Regions from separate parts of the Homo sapiens genome. Here region 2 is linked to region 1. A link is a loop called in an ENCODE intact Hi-C map of the cell type or tissue named here. Cell type or tissue: transverse colon. All regions are shown on one strand. Each heading gives the region's core, and the rest is flanking DNA. Links, peaks and the distances in the headings are about the cores only. Region 1 overlaps FAM53B (family with sequence similarity 53 member B). Region 2 overlaps LHPP (phospholysine phosphohistidine inorganic pyrophosphate phosphatase).

Region 1 (11,099 bases), core at 2,183-7,182:
CAGCGCAGGTCCAGGACGTACCTGGCAGGACGTGGGTGCCTGGCTTTGGCTCCAGCCGCCTTGTGCTGGGCATGCCCTGGGGAAGTCTTGCTTGCTCTGGGCCCATCTGCACAATGAGGGTCTTCGGCTTGAGCCCCGGGTGTCCCTGCCCTACCCTGCAAAGCCACTGCACCGAGACTAGCTTCGATGCAACTTGCGACCGGGCACCAAATCCAACTCAGACCTGTACTGCTGACCACCCTAATGGCCACCATAGGCCAGATCCCATCTTGAGCTCCAGACCCAATGGGCATGTCCCTGCTGATGTCCCACGCTCCTCTCAGCTCAATGTGTCTCAAACCTGATCCAGCACCTTCCTCCCCAAGCTCTCAGAATAAAAAGCAAACACCTCACTCCAGGGCTAAAGGCCCGGTATCTCCAGGCCAATCTCACTCATACCCTCCCTGCCTACTCAGGCTCCCCTGGACACATGGAGCCCCTCCCATGGAGTGCCCTCCATAGGCCAGGATCGCCCGCTTCCTAAACCTCTCTCTCCCGAAAGACTCTTCCTGCCATTGCATAGCCCAGCTGAAATGAAACAGCCACCCCAGCCCTATCAAAGCCTCCATGGAGCCTCTCTGTGCAGGCAGAGGGAATTTCGCTCTCCATTCTGGAGCCCCCCGCACCCAGGAGCTGGTGGGCCCTCCCTGTCTGAGTGCCTCTGTGGGCTGCAACCCTGATGCCTGGAAAAACAGGGTCAGGTGGCTGAATGAAGGACTGAAATGATGATCCATTTGGGGTGGGATCCTGCCTGTCAACACTAGGACCGGGCCTGGCGCCATGGCTCACACCTGTAATCCCAGGACTTTGGGAAGCTGAGGCAGGCGGATCACGAGGTCAGGAGATTGAGACCATCCTGGCTAACACAGTGAAACCCCGTCTCTACAAAAAACACAAAAAAATTAGCAGGGTGTGGTGGCGGGCGCCTGTAGTCCCAGCTACTCGGGAGGCTGAGGCAGGAAAATGGCATGAACCTGGGAGGCGGAGCTTGCAGTGAGCCAAGATTGCACCACTGCACTCCAGCACTCCAGCCTGGGTGACAGAGACTCCACCTCAAAAACAAAACAAAACAAAACAAAACACTGGGACCGGTGCTTCCTTGGGCATGTTACGCAATCTGAGTTTCTCTTTTCCCATCTGTAAAATGGGGAAATAAAACTGCCCTAGAGGGGCTGCATGGAGTTGAAATGAGATCACAAGCAGCTCGGGGCTCAGAGGGGTTTGAACAGCACCTGATGGTGCCAGCTGCACCACGACAGAGGGAGTGACCCACGTTGCCCACGAGCAGCCCCAGGCAGACACAGCACAAGGAGGACCACTGACCACCTCACCCCACCCACAAACAGTCCATGAAAGCAGAGACCCCAGGCATGCTGGGGCGGGGGAGGCCATGCTGGCCCTCGCTGGCTACTGGAGCCCTTCAGGGGCGAGGACAAGGTGGCAGACCAGCAAGGCTTGGCCAGCACATCCCAGCACGTCCAGCAGGGCAGCTGGCCATGGACATGCCCGCTGGTGGTGGGTGTGGAAGGACATTCCTGGGCACATTCTGCTCCTCTGGGCTCAGCTGGCCCCACCTGCAGCGCCAGAAGTGAGTGGTGGGGACAAAGTATATGTAGGGCCCTGGTGTTCCCTGAGCCCCACAGGACCTGCTGGAGACTGCATTTGCTAAGGCTTTTCTCACCTGGAGGCAAACCAAATACTGGCTTAGCTATTGGGTGGAGATGTGGGGAGACTCACCCCAGACTTACCCACCAGGGACCCTTCCTGGGGTGGCTCAGCCTCTTGCCCATATAAGTCCCGTCTCTCTAACCCAATGTGACACCTGACAGGGAGCCCCTAGTTCAGGGCTTCTGGACCACAGGGATTCAGAGGTGGGCCATGGGGGGTTGGGTTCTGTATTTTCTACCAGGACCGGGCCAGACCCACCCCAGCAGGAGGTCAGGATTCTGTGCCAGGTTCAGGCACTCAGGAAATGTTTCCTTAAAGAGTACTGGAGGTGCCAGGAGATCCCCAAGAGGGCTGAGGACAGGGCCCATCCTCAGCAGTGGGCATGCAGCCCGGGGCATGCTGTTTGCCACCAAACAGACACAGAAATAGAAAATCTGCTCTGTCTAGCTGAGTGGCCTTGGGCGGGTCATGGTGGGCATCACGAGGCAGACCTCTCGAGGCAGCTGTGCAGGCTGGATCAGAAGGGGTCCTGGGAAGACCCAGCTCAAGGCCCAGGGTGCTTGGCAGGTGGGGCTCCCACTCAGAGGCCCAACTCAGGCTCCAGAAGGGTTGGCCGGGGTGGGTCTCTGTTCTTTTGACTTTCCCAGGGACACACCTCAACATAACTATGAATTTTCTGATAGGCTTTTCCCCCCCTTTCTATATTTTCCCCTTTTGTTCATTACTGTTTAAATGCTTGGCAGAATATACAAACACAGCGCCCGCATCCCAGAGTGCCTAGCTGCGTCTGAGTGAAAGTGCTGGAGACAGATGCCTGGGGCGGGCATGGGGGGACCTCTCACCTCCATCAGCTCATCATCCAGGCACAAGGGACAGGCTCTGCCAGCCTCCTTTTACACCTGGAGAGACAGAGGTTGGTTTGGGCAAACTCCCACCGAGAGGCAGTGGCAGGGCCAGGTTCAAATCCAGATCTGTCTGTTCAAAGCCTGCACCCACCCTTAACCACCACGCTGCACCTCACTGCTACCATAAAATACCAGAATTCAGGATGGCAGAAAATCACTTTCTACCCCTAGGAACCCCCAGCAAGCCTTGCCTGCTGCTTGGTAAAAATTCCCAACTACAAGGCTGAAAGCCCTTGGGCAGAGCCACCACACCAACTGGAGCAGCAAAGAAGGCAATTCAGGGAGCCCTGACGGCTGCACCTTGCTACAGGTGCATTCTCAGGTGCACCCCGTGGGCTTGTCTGCGAGTGTGAGGAGCAGCACAGCCTCAGGCCCTCCACACCTCTCCGGCCAGCACCCTCAGCCTGCACAGCTCTGCGCGGCAGGTTGGGGAGGGATCGTGTTCCTGAGCAGCCAAGCCTTGGCCCAGAAAAGGGCAGGCAGTGGCTGGGATAACAAGGGGAGTAGGGGGCACACCAAGATGGCCCCTGAAGAATGTGCAGGGCTTGGAGCCACCCTAAATCATTCTTAAATCCATGTGTTTCTTCCTGTGCAGAAAACCAACCCAAAGGTGGAGATGCCATGAATCCCACCAGTCCGTCATCCCCTAGAATCTTGTCTTGTCCTGGGAACAAAGGCAGGGCATTTCTGGAGGTTCGTTCTGGTGTCCTAGCAGCTGCAGAGCCTCGAATGATGGCAGAGCTAATGTTTACTAAGAATTTACCCTGAGCTCCATGGGATCGCCCCACTAAACCCTCACCTCAACCTTGGGAGGGGGCGCTACTGTCATCAGAGGTTTGGTGAGGCCACACAGGGAGTGAGTGGGGAGGATCTAGGTGCCAGCAGTCTGAATCCGGGATCAGGCGCTGACCACCATGCAATACAGCCCCGAGCGCAGGAAGAGAGGAGGAGGAAAAAGACAGCCCCCGCTGCGGCAGAGCAGAGTGAGGCAACAGCCCGGCAAAGGCCGCAGAGGGCACGCCCCGCTGACCCCACACTAGGAAGAGCCCTCAGCCAGATGGGAGGAAGGGACAAAGGCTGTGGGTATTTTACTTTCCTCTGGAGCATACCCCGCCTAGGTGACAAATGATGTGTGTGGGAGAGGCTGAAAGCACCCAGAAGACAAAACCAGTAAGACAAAACAGGAAGAAACCAGCACAGTGCCCAGAGCAGACACCCTCAGGGGCTGTCCAGAGTCCCGGGCAGCCTCCAACGGACCCCGACTGGCTCTCATCCAGTTCCTTCCCTTAAAGGTAAATGCTCACACGTCACACACATACCTCTTCCTCGATATGTTGGATTCACTTCAACATGTTGCAGTTTCTACAGTGACCAATAATGCTGGGGCCAGTTTAACTCTGAGCCCCCAGTAACCCTTCCAGTGCAGATGGGAAGTGTGAGCTGTGGTGGAATAGTGAGAACACTACCCCAAGACCAGCTTCAGGACAGGGCCCCAGCCTCTGGCTGAGACCATCACTGGCTCAGCCCAAGTTAGGAGATGAGCCAACTCTGTCCTGGCACCAACATCTGGTGCTTCAGAGAAAGCACAGAACCCACTGGGGAGGTGCCTCTCCTTCTATCAGCAAGTGGCTACCACAAAAAGGAACTGCCAGACAACCATGTGTCATCACTGAGGCCCATGTTCACTAGAAAACAGGAGCCGAGAGTCACGGGGAACTCAGAGATAAGATTCTAAAATCCTCGAGGGAGCAACCACCATGGCCTTAGGGGAAAAGCACCACCCACCCCCAACACACTGGATCCACTGTGCCTGCAAGAGGCCCCTTCCTTGGGAGCCAGAGAGGAGAGGAGCCCCTTCTTGACCCTCGGTCCCAGGTGTCAACAGGTGGGTCTTATTAAGACGGCAAGCACTGATAAGACTTACAGGTCCCATGAACTAGATCCTAACTATGTGCTGGGCACTGCGAAAGGAACTTGGCACACCGCGACTCGCTGGTTCCTCCAGAACCCCCAGGAGGCCTGTGCCAGTGATACTATTTTATAGTTGAGGAAACAGAGGCCTAGAGAGGCTGAGGAACCTGCTAAGGTCACCCAGCTGGAGAGCCGGAAGCCTAAAGCAGGTACACAACTGAACAAATGGCGTGCGTGCATACACGTGTGCATACATGCCCACCCTGAGAACGTGAGTGTTCCTCGAGGAAGAATAAGCCATCGGAGCCCTAACTGACAGTCACCACAAGTGCAGTCAGTGGCTGTGCCGGGCAGGCTCAGACCACAGGGCGGCCACTTCTGTCTCTCACCCTCAAGAACAGTAGCCCTCCCTGCTGAGAGGCTTTACGGGCAAGCTGCCATGCCAGCAGGTCCTAGAGATCTTAACAAAGGCACGGGCTCCAGGGAAGGAGAGGACAGCCAGAGCGCCATGCGTGTGAACACGTCCACAGTGACGGGTCTCACTCTCACACCAACGCCTCTCCGGTGGTTGTGACAAAAGCAAGCCAGTTTCAAGGGTGGGGCAGTGAAGGCAGTGACTCTACCAAAACAGAAGGGCAGCCCGGCATAGCCCAGATGTCACCTTCTCAAGCCTGATGACTCCCATCTGCAGAAGCTGCCCGGTGGCCCAACAGGCAGATGGGTGCTCAGGCTGGCTTGCAGGTGTCCCGCTCTGCCACAGCAGCCAGAATGGTTGCCATCCTTCGGCAGCAATGTCCCTGAGTGAACACGGAACCTGAAATCCCCGTGAGTCAGGATCCCCGAGACACAGGGGCACGTGCAACTGCCGATCACAGAAGCTTTCAGACAGTGACTCCAGGCAGAAAGGGTGGCCTTCTCTTCTTATGCAGTGGAATTGGTTCTCATTGTAAAATTAAATAGGAGCCAAGAATTGTCCCCATAACTGTTCCTGCAGGGTGGAGGTCGGTCTAGGAGAAACCTCTTGAAGCTGCAGCACACGGCTCTCTGGCAGTCCGGCAAGACTGCCTTTCTCCTTTCCGCATTACATGCACTCCTCTCCTTCCTTCTTTCATCTCTACCACTGTCTCCTCTAAGTAAGACCCCACAGTGTTTTCATGAAAGCAAGAAAAACGGACATTCCTGACGGTATCGTGGGACCTGTCGAGGCAGAATCGCTCACATATGCCTTTTTTCTCACTGTTAGCTTGAGATGATCTTAAAGAAAGAAAAGAAAGAGCACGAAAAGGACACACAAAACACAAACAAAAATGTCTCTTCCTAGATGGCCGACAGGAAATAAAGCTGTCTGTCTCTGGAGAGAAACGTCAATTGTTGGAACGCTCAGGTTAAGGGAGAATCACAGAATCAAGGATCACACTCACCCAGCTGAAAGCAAGAAAGCAACTTCCAATTGATTGAGGGGAAAAAAATTAATTGCAGCTTTAGAAAAATCTCTTCTGTGAGGCTGGGCTGTGGGGCCATTGAAGCCCAGGCGGCTCGGCAGGGCCCTCAGCAGTTCTCCCTATTCACGACGCGCAGGTGGCTGATAAATTTCCCAGGGTTTCTCGGCGCGGTGATTGCGCCTGGCTCTTTCAGCGTGGCTGCAGGAATCTATACAGGTCCACTTAAATCAGTCTGAAGCTGTGAAAGCCTCCATCACTCGTCGCCCGGGCCCGGCCGCCCAAACAGAGCCCCGGGAGGGCCAGCGGGGGGGTGCAGGGCTGGGAGGACAGTGCCAATTAAAAATCTGAGCCTGTGGGCCTTTCTCTCTCTTGTTTTCATTCCTACAGCTACATTGTGTCCACTGGCAGCGGATTCCAAAGGCGAAGAGGCTGCATTCACGGCCCGGAGCTTTAGAGCCGCCATCCCGAACCAGGCTAATTAAAAACGTGATTTCCCCCACAGGGCTGCCCCCAGGAGCAGTGAGGATGGAAGGCTCAGAAGATGAGGCACAGCGGTGCACGCTGGGCGGCTCCTGGAGCGGCCAGCAGGCTAGGAAGACAGGGCCCTTTCTGACCACCGCCCCATCCTCAGAGAGACACAGGGCATCCAGAGGTTGGAGATGCCCATCTGTACATGGCATCTGCCCCCAGAAAAGGCTGGTCCCTTGGGTCTCTGGAACATTCTAGTGTTTCCTGCTCATGCCAGGGGCCTCCACACCTGCTCGGGAAGAAAGGGCAAAACTGGCCTTGCTCCAACGAAGATGTGACTCAGGGTAAATTCACCACCCGGTGCCTGCTCCCAGGGCACCTGGTGGGCCACAAGCCACCAGGCCTTGAGCTGCTTATAGTTGGGGGAAGAGGGTACCCAGGCCTGGCCACTTTGCAGCTATTTGTCTACCGCCTGGTCACTTGGCCCCACCGAGCCTGCCTCAATTGGAAAATGCTGGTAAGGAGAGCTAGCTCACCGAGTTAGCTGGGCTAGCACAGTCATGGCACACAGCCCTTACCCAGTGACAGCTAAGACCGCAACTCATAGCACTACCAGTGGCTACAGCCCCTTCACGTCCTCTGCCAGCAAACCTAGGAGCTTTGGCTCTGCAAAGGCCAATTAGAACCCCCAGAGACAGGGCTGGGGCTGCTCACTGCCCGCCCTCCTTCCTTCCTTCCCTTTAGAATTCCAGGACAGCTCCTAGCCTAGAAATGAAGATGTGGGTGGCAACTCTGTTCTTTCAGTGAAATGCACATCACTTCTGGCTGACCTGCCTGGCACTCAGCAACCCTTCTCCAAATTACCAGGGTTTCCTCCTGGCAGGAACAGCTCAGAAATGTACCACTCAAAGGGTTTTGCCACTGAGGGAGGCCTGAGAGGTGACCTTCCTGGGGTGCTCAGAGAAGCTTGGGATGTCAGTTTCCCACATGGCTGTGGGTAGGGAACCCGAGAGTGCAGATGGGTCCTGGGGGTGGCAGCAGGGATGGGCATGGGGGAGGGAGGCAGAAGAGGGCCATTTGGGCTGGCTTTTCCAGCCAGAGCCTGCTCTGACAGGTAGGCTGGGAGATGGAAGGGGACGGCGCATCAGTCCCTCTGCTGCAGGACTCGGTGCTGCAAGAACATCTGTCCCTAAGTAGGTGATGGTGGCCCCTCCACATCCAGAGTTCTGAGGGGCCTGCCTCTTGCTCTCCCCCTGAATGCCAGGGGGAGGAGCCACATGACTGTCACCTGCAGGGCTGAAGCCAGGCCACAAGGCAAGGGCGCCAAGCAGAGGTCACCTTGGGGACCGCAGCAAAGTCATGACCAGGTTTAGCCTCAAGCAAGGGCCCAGGGTACCTGTGGCCACAAGGAGCTGGCTGGAGCCCTCGGCATAGGATGGGGTAGCCGGGGCAACTCGGGCCCTCCCTGGAGGCCTCAGGTGCAGAGTGGGCCCTGCCATCACCGCCATTCTGTGGTAAGACCGCCTATCTGCTCTCTCAGCCTCTTCCTCAACACAGTAACTGGGAAAATCCCTTCTTCTCTTTAATTTTTTAAAATTGAAAATGGAGAACAGTAATCATTGAGAGCAATAATAACAATAACACTAATTCAGAGTGCCCCCTCAGGCCCTGCTGAGAGATGCAAAATCTCAGCCCCTGAGACAGGCTCTAGGGGCCCAAGATGGGCCCACGCCGGCAGCATTCCCCACCCCACCCCCATTCCACCCACAGCCTTCCCAGCCTCTGCTGAAGGCAGACAGGTGAGGGTAAATTGAGTAGGGATTTTGCCAGGCAGTTGCTAAGATCACTCCAAGAATCCTGAAATCCTGATTAATGGGCAAGATGGCTCTGTGCTTTGGCAGTGGGTCTCAGGCGCCTTTTCTTATGGAAAGCAGCGACGCACACTGTTGGCGGCTGTCTGGCATAACGCCTGCTTGCCTGGCCTCATTCGAGGGGCTCAGGAGACCCCAGCATCACCCGGGAGCTGGCAGAAGTGCGCCAGGAAACCATCATGTGACCATCCTTCCCAGCTCCTAGGGACTTGGACTCAGGGATAGCCAGGATGGAAAACCTGGGGCCAATAAGGGTAAACAGCCTGTCCCGGGGGCAGCAGGCCTCTGTGTCTACAGGTAACAGGATGCCCTGCCGCCCAGCTCCACCCCACACTGCATGGCATTTGAGCTGAGTGGGCACCGAGAAGGTGCGTCTCCTTTGCCACTGCCCAATTCAGAAGGATCAGCTTTCCTGTCTGAGGCCAAACAGGTAACAGGGCCTCAGGGACTGCAGACACCAGGGAGGTCAAGGCCTTTTACTCCAGTCAGTGGTTCTCGACCACAGCAATGTTGCCCCCAGCTGAGGACCACTTGTCATGACTGCGGGAGGGGGAACAATGAGCATCTAGCGGATGGAGTCAGGGATCCTCCCATGAAGGACAGCTCTCCACAGACCCACAAGCCCCATGTCACTCCACATCACAGCGTCTCTCCCTCTGATTGCCTGTGTGAGTGCAGCTCGCTTTCTTTAGGCATTTGCTATGTGCCTTCAAGAATGTTTCCATCGTGGCTTCAATACAGATGGGCTGTATCTGCTCTGGCCCCGCAATGGGCTCAAACATCTTCCCCAGGCCTCTAATGCCTGACAGGAGAGAGGAGGAGAAACGTGCCATTCTACAGCCAAGCGTGTAAGGAATCCCAGAACAAACGGAACCGTTTTGTTACCATCTACCACAGGCCAAGGCCCTCCCATTGCTGTGCCGGCGCCTTCTGTTTCCTCCCTGGTCTTTTTGCTCCCAGCCCGGAGCCTCTGGAATACATGAGACGAGGTTCCCGATAGGTGCAGGGCTTTACGGCTCCCTCAGTATCCCTGCCCTCCAGCTCAGATGGCCACCCTGTGACGCTCTTTTGCCCAGTCTCCTCCTGCTGCTGGGAGACCTGGCCTCCAGCCAACCCCCTTATGTGAACTCTGACTTCCCTTCTTATCTAACTCATGAGCCTGCAATACTGGGGTGATTCATCCCATTACTTTAAGGGGAGGCTGGAAGCAGCCATGATGGATGCCAGGGAGTCTGGGAAAACTACTGGCATCTCTTGCCCACTGCAGAAGCACCCAAGGCAAGCAAACAGGCAAATGTGGGTGTATGGGTGTCGACCTCTCCAGGTTCTAAGTGAGGCCCCATCCCTGGAATCTCACACAGCCAGCCTCCTGGCCGGGCCATTCCTGGGTAGCAAGCCCTCCCTTGGCAGACCCTGCAGCAGGCGATGGGAACTGGGAGCAGAAGGAGAACAGCCTCCACCTCAGAGAAGCCCAAACTCAATGAAGAGGCAGGACTGGTGAGCGGCACACACTGGGAAGGGATGCACAGCGAGGCATCGGGGCCGCATGTGCTGATGGTCAGGCTGTGCTGGGCACTCTGCCAAGCACGTGGGGAAAATATCATCTCATTTAATGTGTATCACTGCCCTGAAGCTCTCAAGTTTATTACTAGACCCATTTCATAAATGGGGACTCTGAGTCTAAGTGACTTGGATGAATGGCGCAGAAAGCCACGGCAAATCTCCCTGTCTCTGAGGAGCGGCCCCAAGGCTCCAGGCCTCGGGTGTTTCTCTTGCTCATAAACCCCACTCCCCAAGCTGCGACAATCAGATTTTTCAGGGTCTCAAGCAGAGTGTTGATCTGTACATTTTGAAGTTCCAAAGGAACTGGAAGCTCCCTGTAGACAGGCAGGCAAGAGAAGAAAAGGAAAGCTGTCGCCAAGACCCCACCACATGCGGGAGCTTTCCATTAGCAGGACTGTCCTCAGAACAAGTGTGAGCAGAGATGCATGTCACCAATGCACTCGTGTGGCAGCTGAGGCTCAGGGAGGCAGGTATGTGTCCAGTGTCACAGCTAGGAAGCAGCAGAGGGCAGGGAAGGCCTGTACCCTTTCCATGTCACCCCATGGGGTGGGGTGGCTATGTCTCCCTCGGGGTCACCCCCTCCCCCAGGGCACCTCACTGAAGTGTTGAGGGCAGACCCAAGATGGCTGCTTGAGATGAGCCGAGGAAAATGTCTTCGGCTTCACCAGACACAGGAGGAGCTTCATAGCTCAAGGGATGACCCTGGCCTGTGGTCACTGTTTCCTACAAAGCCCAGAACAGCCCCGTGTGCATGAAGCAGGTCAGTAGCCACATGGAGCTATCAGCCAGCAGAGGGCTCAGGGTGGAGCCAGGGATGGGAAAGGAAGTGGGTGTGGGCACGGGGAGAGTCAACAGGAAATGCACTGGGGACGCCATGGGGCTGGCTGAGGCCTCACCACCCCCAGACTTCTGCATTCTTGGTTCTTCCTAGGATGCTGAAAATCTGCTTGGCCCTGCAGGGCACAATGGCACACCCTGCCTCCTCCAGAAAACCCTCTCTCTGAGAACACTGCAGCAGCCAAGCTTCTGGGAGGAAACCAAGACACATCGAGGATCCAAGGCTCTGGGAGCGTCTGTTGGAAAACCCCACGCTCAAGACCACAGGCCTGGGCACGGCAGAGGGCCAAGCCTTGGGCAGGAAACCTCCAGGATGGAGAGGGACAGATGGGCAGTGGGTGCCTCCAGCCCAGTGTGCCTGGTGCCCACGAGCCTGCAGTCTCCATGGAGGGGAA
Region 2 (11,099 bases), core at 2,052-7,051, 61 kb before region 1:
TGGGTGAGGACCTGGGTGCCAGGTCGGGGGTCTGGGCAGCCTGGTGGCCCCCTGAAAACGTTCACATCCCTTGGGGCCTGCTGTGATACATACTAATCAGTGCTTCATGAGAAAGGTATGAGCCGAAAGAAATGGGGGTTCCCACTGGATTGGTCGTTTCTGCATTGTCCGGAGCTCTCAGACCTGGTTTCTTAACCACTGTGTTCACTGAACACCCCGGGCTTGATCAGCTGCTGAGGGTGACTTCACATGAGATTATAATTGTACTGCCTAATAGAGTGCTCACACATGTTAAAACTACCTGGCAGGCAGGAGTGAGAATACAGCTTTCCCAGAAACGTGTTCAAAGAAAAACCCATTACCAACCCGGCAGAACATAAAGTACTAGTGTGGGGTATGAGGCAGCATGTGGGGGCGCTGGGGTGGCAGCAGGGCCAGACCCCACTTCAGGGGTTGCCCCCAGGACCCCCCTTGCGGTACCCGTATATCCCACCCCCAGACTCCTTTCCATGAGCTGCTCCCAGACCCCCTCATATCCATCCTGCCTCCAGAACCCCTATATCTTGCTCCCACTCCCTACCATATGCTGTTCCCAGACCCCCCTCCATGGCCTGCCCCCAGATCCCCCTTTGCTGCCACCCCTATATCTTACCCCAGACTCCCCCATATCTCGCCCCCAGACCCTCCTCCATGGTCTGCCCCCAGGCCTGCTGGTAATATGGGATACAGAGGTCTCCTCACTGCACACACAAAACTCCTTCCCTGAGCGAGGGATAGGCAGAGCTGAGGGCGGGGGTACTGGGGGGCTGAGGGGGGTTCTTTAGGGCAGGAGTTACCTGCCCTGTAGACGGGGAGACCACATTAGTGTTTGTGCAAAGCCCTGCCCTCGTGCACCTGTCCTTCCGTAGCCCACGATACCTCATCCAGCCCGGGCCCGTGGGTGGGCTGCTGAGCACCCGACCACAGCCAGGCCTCCATGTGCCACTGTCAAGGGGACTTGGCCCGCCATGATCCTGAGTGCACAGGTACATTGCTCCGCCCTCTCAACAGCCACGACCCAGAAATAAAGTAGGCACTGTAATTTGCATTTTGAGGATAAGGAAACCGAATAATAGAGTCTACTGAGCGCATACTCAGTCTTTCCAGACCCTAGAAAGTAGGTACCATTGTCATCCTCATTTCAGAGCTAGGAGAGCAGAGGCCAGACAGGTTCCATAGCCTGCTCAGGTGGGTCCGTGCTGGACCAGGAGAAGGGCCAGGTAGGCTGATGGGTCCTGAGCTTGTGCTCCCGACCGCCAGGCTGTGTGTCTGATGGCCGAGGCCAGGGTGGCTCAGCCAAGCCCAGCCAACCCAAGACTAGACCATCCCCAGCGTCCACCCCAGCCTCCTGGGCACAGGGGTCACCTCCCACCCCTGGCCCACCCATACAGCCTTTTCCCATCTAACCTTTTCTTTAAAGGAAGGCATCCCTTGGAATGAGTCCACCCTGAGATTTTATGGATCCAAAGAAAAAACTTAATTAGCTGCATAAACTGTCAGTTGAGACTCTCCAGAGGACACACCTCCGGCTTTCAGGTTCCCCAGGGAATCTGAGGCTCTGAGGCAGGTGGACAGCCAGGTCCCTCTTTACCCAGCACCAGGTAACCTTAGAGGCCTGGCCCTGCCTTCCTCATTTTGAAATGTCACCCTGTGGTCATCTCTCCTTCCCTGATGTGAAGCAGTGACCAGTTCTGCCCCATCCTACACATGTGTGCACACATACATGCACACATGTGTAAATACACATGCATGCACATGCATATGTGTGCACACATATGCACATACCTTCACCTTCCTATCCCTCCCCAGGGGAAGGCCTTCCTTGGGGCTGCCCCTCCTCCACTCTGGCAGCATTGGGACTTGAATCTTGTGGCCCCGTCACAACTGTACTCAGCTACTCCAGCTCCTTGTGTGACCTCTCAGCCCCCAGGCTCTGAGCTACCTGAGGTGAGGTGGGGCCACACTGGTCCCCACCTCGGTGCAGCACACACAGCCCCATCCTGGGAGTGCCACCCAGGTTTCCTCTAACTGTGCTTTCCAAGGGCTGGAAGGACCTCTTCCTCTATGCCAGGTGTGCTAGAGTGGCCCCAGCCGAGAACCTGACTGGGACCAAGCCCCAGGACAGTGGTCAGGCACACACCTGAGTCGCTCTTCCTCCCATAGACACATTTGGAGTTCCCACTGCCTTCCTAGGCCCCACCACATGCTGTCACCTCCAGGAAGCCTTCACAGGTTGCTCCCTGCTGATAGCCTTGACCTGCTTCCCAGGGCATTTGCAAGGGAGTAGAACGAAGACCAAGTCCGTGCAGGGGCTGCTGGCTCTGTGCTCAGCACACGCCCCGTGACCACCTCAGGGGCGGCTCTGCGAGTCCCCACTTGACAGGTGAGCCACAGGGCCACAGGCATGGCTTGGGGTCCTCTGCGGAGCCCGATGTGTCACTGGCCCTCACGTGTCCTTCTCCGATCTGCTCACTCATTCATCCATTCATTTATTCAGCAGGGGTTCTTGAGTGTCTCTGAGGTGGAGCGTCTGCTGTGAAGGACTGGCGGGACGCAAACGGTTACCACTGGTGTGACGGGCTCTGATCAGGAGGCACAGGGTGTTGGGGAGCTCAGAGGGTGACATCTCACCCTGCCTTGGCCAGTGTGGGAGGGAGAGGGTTCAGGGAGGATGTAACTGTGTGTGTGGCAGGTGCTGTGGTGGCACAGAGCTGAGGGGACATAGGCACAGTTGCTGGATGCAGGGCTTACACCGCGCCACGCGTCAGAAGCTAGCAGGGGCTGAGCAGCATCTCTGCCCTCCCCGCTTGCACCCCCACCATCCAGTGCAGCCCAGCACCTAGGGGGCATGGGGCCAGTGCCTGGCACATTTTGTCCTGACTGTGGAAAAAAGCTCTTCACAGCCCTGAGTGCTGCTTTAGCTTTGGCTCCACCCATCTTAGGCTGCTCAGAGGCCTCAGGCCTCCCTGGAGGGCCAGAAGGGATTCCCAGGGGCAGGATAGCACGGACGGGGGGGTCCGCTGTGTAAGCCTGGGAAATTCTGGCTGCTTGAAGCTGGCACACTCCCCTGAGGCTGTTCCAGGCACAGTCACTGGGTCTCCCCGTCGAAGTGGCTCTAAGGCAGGTCTTCCCGGTTACCAGCAAGCAGATACATGTTGTAACGGGCTGAGAGTGGGTGTGTATCTCATATTCCCCAGAGGAGCTTACGGACAGCCCCTCTTTAAGGAACATCTCCCGGGCCGAGCGTTCTGAGCGCCCTCTGAGCAGGCAGCCCACCACCGGGGCGCTGGCCAGTCTGAGTCAGTCCTGCCTGGGAGGCAGTCAACTCTGGGGAAGGCAGAAGAATCACAGCACTGAGTGCCGTCCAGTTTCCCCTCAACTATATTCGCGGACACGGCGCCAACAGGGGAAAACTTACATAGCACCTATTCATTCTGAGGCCTGGCCGGCCTCTGGAAATCAGCATTTCAGTGTTGGCCAGGAAGGAGGCCAGAACTGTGCTGTAGCATTTCAATGTATGGCTGTCCCACAATTTATATTCCAGTCCCCTGATGATGGACATGTAGGCGGTTTCCAGTTTTTTTCATGATCACAGATCACACTTCTGTGAACAGCTCTGGATGTGTCTCCTTGTGCAAATATGGTGCTAGGTGTTCTTCAGAGCATTTTTCTCCAAACTTGCCGGGTAATATGGTCACCTTGGGGAGTTTGTTAAATATACATATTTCCAGGTCTGCTCTGGTGGGTCTGATATTTGGAGCCAGGAATCTTTTCTTTCTTTTAACAGATACTTAAGTGATTCCTGTGGTCCAGGAAGTTTTGCAAGCTCTGATGCAGAAGAGCTCGCTGGAGCAAACATGTATGTTCTGTTTTACTAATTAGATATACGCTGTTGATGACTCCAAAGTGGACGTGCCATTTCTGTCCCCTCCAGCAGTAGGAAAGAATCCCATTATCCCACATCCTGGCCAGTTCTTGGTATTGTGAGATTTTTTTAAACTTCTTCTCTTAAGACTATGATGGTATTTTGTTGTAATATAATCCACATTTTCTATATTATTACTGTGCTTGAGCACTTCTTCAAATGTTTGATGACCTTGACCATTGAAACTTCCTTTTTGTGAATTACCTATTCATATCCTTTGTAGCTTCACTGTGGAATGCTTGTTACTGATTTGTAGCCATTCTTTATACATTTCACTCCCACTCGTTTGTCAGTTATATGTGGTGCACACATCTGCTCCCAGTCTGTGGTTTGTCTTTCCACTTTGTTTATGGCCTCTTATTGGGACACAGTTTTAAATTAAAATATAATCAGATGTATTAATCATGATGTTGTAGTTTGTGCATTTTCTATCTTGTCTAAGAAATTCATCCCTCTCCTTGTTATACTTAGAAAGAAGGATATTCTACATTCTCCTTCAGGAGTTCTAAAGATTTGCTTTGCACATTCAGGTTCCAAATCTACTTGAATTTGACTTGTGTATATGGTGTGAGGTAGGGATTTGATTTTATTTTCTATGTGGATAACAGTTGTTCCATTATCACTTTTGAGTAGTCCACCTTTTCTCTCACTGACTTATAATGCCACCTCTGTCATGTCAGCTTTTCATATTTATCAGTTCCTGTTAAATGTATCTTTAAAGCTTTATTGAGACATAATTCACATGATACAATTTACCCATCTAAAGTGAATAATTAATGTTTTTATTATATTCATACACCATCGCTATCAGTCAATTTTAGAACATTTTCTTTTTTTTTTTCTTTTTTTTTTTTTTGAGATGGAGTCTTGCTGTTGTCACCCAGGCTAGAGTGCAATGGCACAATCTTGGCTCACTGCAACCTCTGCCTCCTGGGTTTAAGCACTTCTCCTGCCTCAGCCTCCTGAGTAGCTGGGATTACAGGCACCCGCCACCACACCCAGCTAATTTTTGTATTTTTAGTAGAGACGGGGTTTCGCCATGTTGGCCAGGCTGGTTTTGAACTCCTGATCTTGGGTCTTGGGATCCACCCGCCTTGGCCTCCCAAAGTGCTGGGATTACAGACGTAAGCCACCATGCCCGGCTATTTTCATTACCCCCAAATAAACCTTGTACCCTTTAGTTACCTCCTCATCTCTGTAACCCTAAGCAAATACTCATCTGCTTTCTGCCTTTGTGGGTTTCCCTGTTCTAAATATTTTTTATGAATGGAGTCATATAGTATGTGGCCTTTTCTGTCTTCTTTTACTCTGCGTGTTTTCAAGGTTCATCCATGTTGTAGCATGTATCAGGACTTCATTTCTTTTTATGGCTGAATAATGCTCCACTGTATGGATAGAACACAGTTATTTATTCATTCCTGTGTTAGTGTATATTTGGGTTGTTTCTGCCTTTGGCTATTGTGAGTAATGCTGCTATAAGGATTCATGGGCAAGTTTTTGTGTGGACATAGGTCTTCATTTCTCTTGAATATATGCCTAAGGAGTGGAATTGCTGGGTCACGTGGTATCTATTTTTAATCACTTGAGGAATTGCCAGACTATTCAAAAGCAGCTGCACCATTTTATGCCATTTTACATTCCCACCAGTAGTGTATGAGGGCTGATTTATCTATGTCCTTACCAACGCTTCTTATCTGACTGTTTAATTCTAGCCATTCTAGTGGCTGGTGAAGTACTATCTCATTCAGATTTTGGTTTGCAATTCCCTACAATGATGACTAGTGATGTCAGGCATCTTTTCTTGTACTTATTGGCCACCTGTATGTCTTCCTTGGAGAAATGTCTATTCAAATTTTTTGCACAATTTTAATACATACATATATGTATATACACACACACACACACACACATTTTTTCTTTTTAAACAGATTCTGCTTTGTCGGCCAGGCTGGAGTGCAGTGGCACAATCTTGGCTTACTGCAAGCTCCGCCTCCTGGGTTCATGCCATTCTCCTGCCTCAGCCTCCCAAGTAGCTGGGACTACAGGTGCCCACCACCACACCCAGCTAATTTTTTGTATTTTTTAGTAGAGATGGGGTTTCACCATGTTAGCCAGGATGGTCTCGATCTCCTGACCTCGTGATCCACCCACCTTGGCCTCCCAAAGTGCTGGGATTACAGGTGTGAGCCACCGCACCTGGCCTATTTATATATATATTTTTTAAAGTCAGGATCTCTGTCACCTAGGCTGGAGTGCAGTGGCACAATCACAGCTCACTGCAACCTTGAACTCCTGGGCTCAAACCATCCTTCTGCCTCAGTCTCTCAAGTAGCTAGGACTACAGGTATGCACCACCATTCTTGGTGAATTTTTATTTTTATTTTTATAGAGATGGGATCTTGCTATGTTGCTCAAGCTGGTCTCAAACTCTTAGCCTCAAGCAATCCTCCTGGCTAGGCCCCTCAAAGTGTTGGGATTATAGGTGTGAGCCACCACATCTAGCCTCCTTTGCACATTTTAAAAGTGGATTAGTTGCCTTTTTATCATTGAGTTGTAAGAGTTGTTTATATATTCTGGATATAAGGCCTTTATCAAATATATGATTTACAGGTACAGTTGACCCTTGAATAACATGGGAGTTAAGGGTGCTTGCTGCCTATGCAGTAGAAAATCTGTATATACCTTTGACTTCCCCAAAATTTAACTACAGATACCCTGCTGTTGACTGGAAGACTTACTGAAAACATAAACAATTGGTTAACACATATTTTGTGTATGTATTACACCCTATATTCTTACAATAAAGGAAGCCAGAGAAAAGAAAATTTAAGAAAAGCATAAGGGGCTGGGTGTGGTGGCTCACACCTGTAATCCCAGCACTTTAGGAGGCCGAGGCAGGTGGATTGCTTGAGCTCAGGAGTTCAAGACCAGCCTGGGCAACATGGTGAAACCTTGTCTCTATTCAAAAAAAAAAAAGAAGAAGAAAATATATTTACTGTTCATGAAGCAGAAGTGAATCATCATGAAGGTCTTTATCTTCATTGTCTTCACATTGAGTAGGATGTGAGTAGGCTGAGGAGGTGGAAGAAGAGGAGGGTTGGTCTTGCTGTCTCAAGGTGGCAGAGGTAGAAGAAAAACTGCATATAAGTGGGCCCATGCAGTTCAAACCCAGTTGTTAAGGGTCAACTGTATTTTCTCATATTTTGTGGGTTGTCTTTTCATTTTCTTGATGTTGTTTTTTAAAGCATAAAAGTTTTTAAAGTTTTGATGAAGTCCATTTGATCTTTTATTTTCTCTTGTTGCTTATAGTTTTGGTGGCATATCTAAGAATCCTTTGATAAATCTGAAGCCATGTAGATTTACCCCTGTGTTTTCTCCTAAGAATTATATATTCTTAGCTGTAACAGATAGGTTTTTGATACATTGTTAATTCACTTTTGCATATGGTGTGAGGTAAGGGTACAACTTCTGTTCTTTTGCATGGTGCTATCCAGTTGTCCCAGCAGCATTTGTTGAAGGCTATTCTTTCCCCTTTGAATGGTCATGGCACACTTGTCAAAAATCAGTTGACCATTGTAGTAGGCTGTTCTTGCACTGCTATAAAGAAATACCTGAGCCTGGGTAATTTATAAGAAAAGAAACTTAAATGGCTTACAGTTCTGTAGGTTGCACAGAAAGTAAAGCAGCATCTGCTTCTGGGAAGCCTCAGGAAGCTTCCAATCACAGTGGAAGGCAAAGCAGGAGTAGGCATCTCACATGGCGAGAATGGGAGCAAGAGTGGTAGGGGTGCCGTATACTTCTAAATGACCAGATCTCATGAGAACTTACTCACTATCGCAAATATGGCACCAAGCCCTGAGAGATCTGCCCCATGACCCAAACACCTCCCACCATGCCCCACCTCTAGCATGGAGGATTACAATTCAACGTGAGATTTGGGTGGGGACAAATATTCAAACTAAAGCAACCATACACACAAAGTTTTATTTCCAGATTTACAGTTCTATTGCATTGATCACTGACATGATTACTGTTCCTTTGTAGTAAGTTTTGAAATTAGGAAGTATGAATCTTCCTACTTTGTACTTCTTTTTCTAGATCATTTTGGCTATTCTGGGTCCTTTATAATTCCATATGAATTTTAGATTCAGCTTGTCAATTTCAACAAATAAGTCAGCTGGGATTCTGAAGGGGGTTGTGTCACATCCGTAGCCCAATTTGGGGAGTGTCTTAGTCCATTTGTGCTGCTATAACAAAATACCTGAAAGTGGGTAATCTATAAATAAGAGAAATTTAGCTTGGGCAACATAGGGAGACCCCATCTCTGAAAAAAAAAAAAATTAGGCATGGTGGCGTGCACCTGTAGTCTCAGCTACTCAGGAGGCTGAGGTGGGAGAATCACTTGAGCCCAGGAGGTCAAGGCAGCAGTGAACCATGATCCACTATTGCATTCCAGCCTGGGCAACAGAGCGAGACTCTGTCTCAAAAAAAAAAAAAAAAAGAAAAAGAACAGCAATTTATTTCCTCACGGTTCTGGAGCTGGGAATTCCAATATCAAGGCACTGGTAGGTTGGTGTCTGGTGAGTGCTACTCTGTGCTTTCAAGATGGTGCCTCTTGGTTTGTCCTCACGTGGCGAAGGAGGGAAAGGAGAAACAGGGACGAACAGTGTTCATAGCAGCTCTTTTATTTATAAATTGCTAATCCTGTTCATGAGAGCAGAGCCCTCATGACTGAATCACCTCCTAAAGGCCCCACCTCGAAATACTATCACGTTGCTGGTTTAGTTTCAATACATGAATTCTGGGGGGACATTCAGACCGTAGCAGGGAGCGTTGCCATCTTAACAATATTAAGTATTTTGCTCCATGAACATGGGATGCTTTTCTGTTTATTTAGATCTTCTTTAATTTCTTTTAACAAGTATCATTAATCCAAAAATCTGAAATCTGGTATGCTCCAAAACCTGAAACTTTCTGAGCACTAACATGACAGCAACAGTGGAAAATTCCACCCCTGTCCTCACGCGATGGGTCGCAGTCAAAACCCAATCAAAACCTTGTTTCATGCACAAAATTATTTAAAATTTTGTATAATTACCCTCAGGCTATGTGTCTAAGCATATATGAAACACAAATTTTATGTTTAGATTTGGGTCCCATCCCCAAGATATCTCATGTATATGCAAATATTCCAGAATCAAAAAATATATATAGAGAGAAATTTGAAACACTTTTGGTCCCATGCATTTTGGATAAGGGATTCTTTACTTGTATTTTGTAGTGTTCACAATATAAACTATAATATAATACAAACAATATAAGCTAAAATATAAAATTTGCACTTCCGTTGTCAAATTTACTACTGAGTATTTTATTCTTTTTGAGCTACCATAAATGGGACTGCATTCCTGTTAGATTTTTTCTTTCTTTCTTTTTTAAGAAATGGAGACTTAGGCCAGGAGCGGTGGCTCGTGCCTATAATCCCAGCAGTTTGGGAGGCCGAGGCGGGCAGATTGCCTGAGTTCAGGAGTTTGAGACCAGCCTGGGCAACACAGTGAAACCCCGACTCTACTAAAATACAAAAAATTAGCCAGGCATGGTGGCTGGCGCCTGTAGTCCCAGCTACTCAGGAGGCTGAGGCAGGAGAATTGCTTGAACCCAGGAGATGGAGGTTGCAGTGAGCTGAGATCGCGCCATCACACTCCAGTCTGGGCGACAGAACGAGACTCTATCTCTAAAAAAAAAAAAGAAAAAGAAAAAAAAGAAAAGATAAGGAGCCTTGCTGTGTTGCTCAGGCTGACCTCAAACTCCTGGGCTCAAGTAATCCTTCTGCCTCAGCCTCCCGAGCAGCAAGCAGGGACCGAGCAGCAGGGACCATAGGAGTATGTCACTGTGCCTGGCTAGATGTGTGTGTTTTCTTTTTTTGGAGATAGAGTCTTGCTCTGTCCAGGCTGGAGTGCAGTGGCACAATCTTGGCTCACTGCAACCTCTGCCGCCTGGGTTTAAGTGATTCTCCTGCCTCAGCCTCCGGAGTAGCTGGGACTATAGCTGTGTGCCACCACACCCAGCTAATTTTTATATTTTTAGTAGAGGCGGGGTTTTCCATGTTGGCCAGGCTGGTCTCAAACTCCTGAACTCAAGTGGTCTGCCTGCCTTGACCTCCCAAAGTGCTGGGATTACAGGCGTGAGCCACACTACACCCGGCCTAGATATGTTTCTAAAACAACATTGTGTAGGAAATTTTTCTTAGGCTGGTTCAAGGCTAACATGCTGAAGGTCCCAGGTAGTGAAGCAGGTGAACCCTGAAGGACCGTGCCCCTCCCACACCCACCCTAGCAGCTGTTCCACATTGTAGATGGATCCCTGCGTCCCTACATTGTCACCTTTCTGTCTAAATGAGAGGTGGGGAGAAGGAGGGGTGAAGACCAATGAGGTTAGTCACCTCAAGGGGTGGGGCCGGTGCAGAGAAAGATGGGAACTGTTCCCTAGTCCTCTTCCTTCTGGAGTTGGGAGGGGGAAATAGCCCTGCCCCAACATGTGATCCAGCATGGACTATGGTCAGTTACAAATATGAGTGAGCCAGGCCCCTGCCCTGAAGGACCTCCCAGATTTGTGGGGAAGACACAAACTCAGCACAGAATGGAAAGGGGCCTGGGGACACAGTGCTGTGCCGAGCTTGGAATTTGTTTCATGAAGGGACAGCCAGCAGTGTCTGTGCAGGTCCAGGGAGGCTCCACAGGGGAAGTGAGATTTGAGCTGAGGCTTGAAAGAAAGGTGGACCGAGAGGAGACGACTTTCCAGGGCAGGAAGTGGCCTGCACAGAGGCCCCGAGGCGAGAAGGACCACAACTCTCCTGTGGACCTCCTCTTTGTACGATCAGTTTTAATTACGCAAAAAAATTATGCAGTTAAAGCTTTGCTCATTTAAACAGACCTTCCCTGGATTAAGAGTAATTAGGTTTTATTGTCATTGTCTTGAAAATTGCCTTGCCATGGACCTGTGAACACAGAATTATTTATATATGTGTGCATAGAAATCATCTCATGGATTTTTTTTTAACTGAGATGAACTTGGGGGATTTTAAAGGTAACAAACAACCCCTTCTGGCTGGTGTGGGGGAAGCCCTAATTTGTAG

The links. Hi-C counts contacts between places; a loop is a spot of excess contacts. Peaks named below come from ENCODE experiments on the same cell type or tissue, not always from the same donor. Only the 100,000 strongest peaks of a DNase experiment are listed, where the experiment ranks them.
Region 2: it touches region 1 in a loop (11-fold over the local background); 1 of 110 quality-filtered maps calls a loop at or near these places.

The regions. Positions count from the first base shown.
Region 1 is chr10:124,637,280-124,648,378 of GRCh38, forward strand. The region is part of intron 4 of FAM53B (family with sequence similarity 53 member B); the gene reads right to left. Among named protein-coding and RNA genes, the nearest start is that of FAM53B-AS1, 61 kb to the right of the region's middle. RefSeq lists enhancers at 934-1,434, 2,593-3,332, 3,964-4,013, 4,811-5,548, 7,811-7,860 and 3 more. In transverse colon, for the core only: no CTCF peak of the experiment used is centred there; a DNase peak (open chromatin) is centred at 4,200; H3K27ac peaks cover 1,862 bases.
Region 2 is chr10:124,575,916-124,587,014 of GRCh38, forward strand. All of the region lies in intron 6 of LHPP (phospholysine phosphohistidine inorganic pyrophosphate phosphatase), which reads left to right. Among named protein-coding and RNA genes, the nearest start is that of LHPP, 120 kb to the left of the region's middle. In transverse colon, for the core only: no CTCF peak of the experiment used is centred there; no DNase peak of the experiment used is centred there.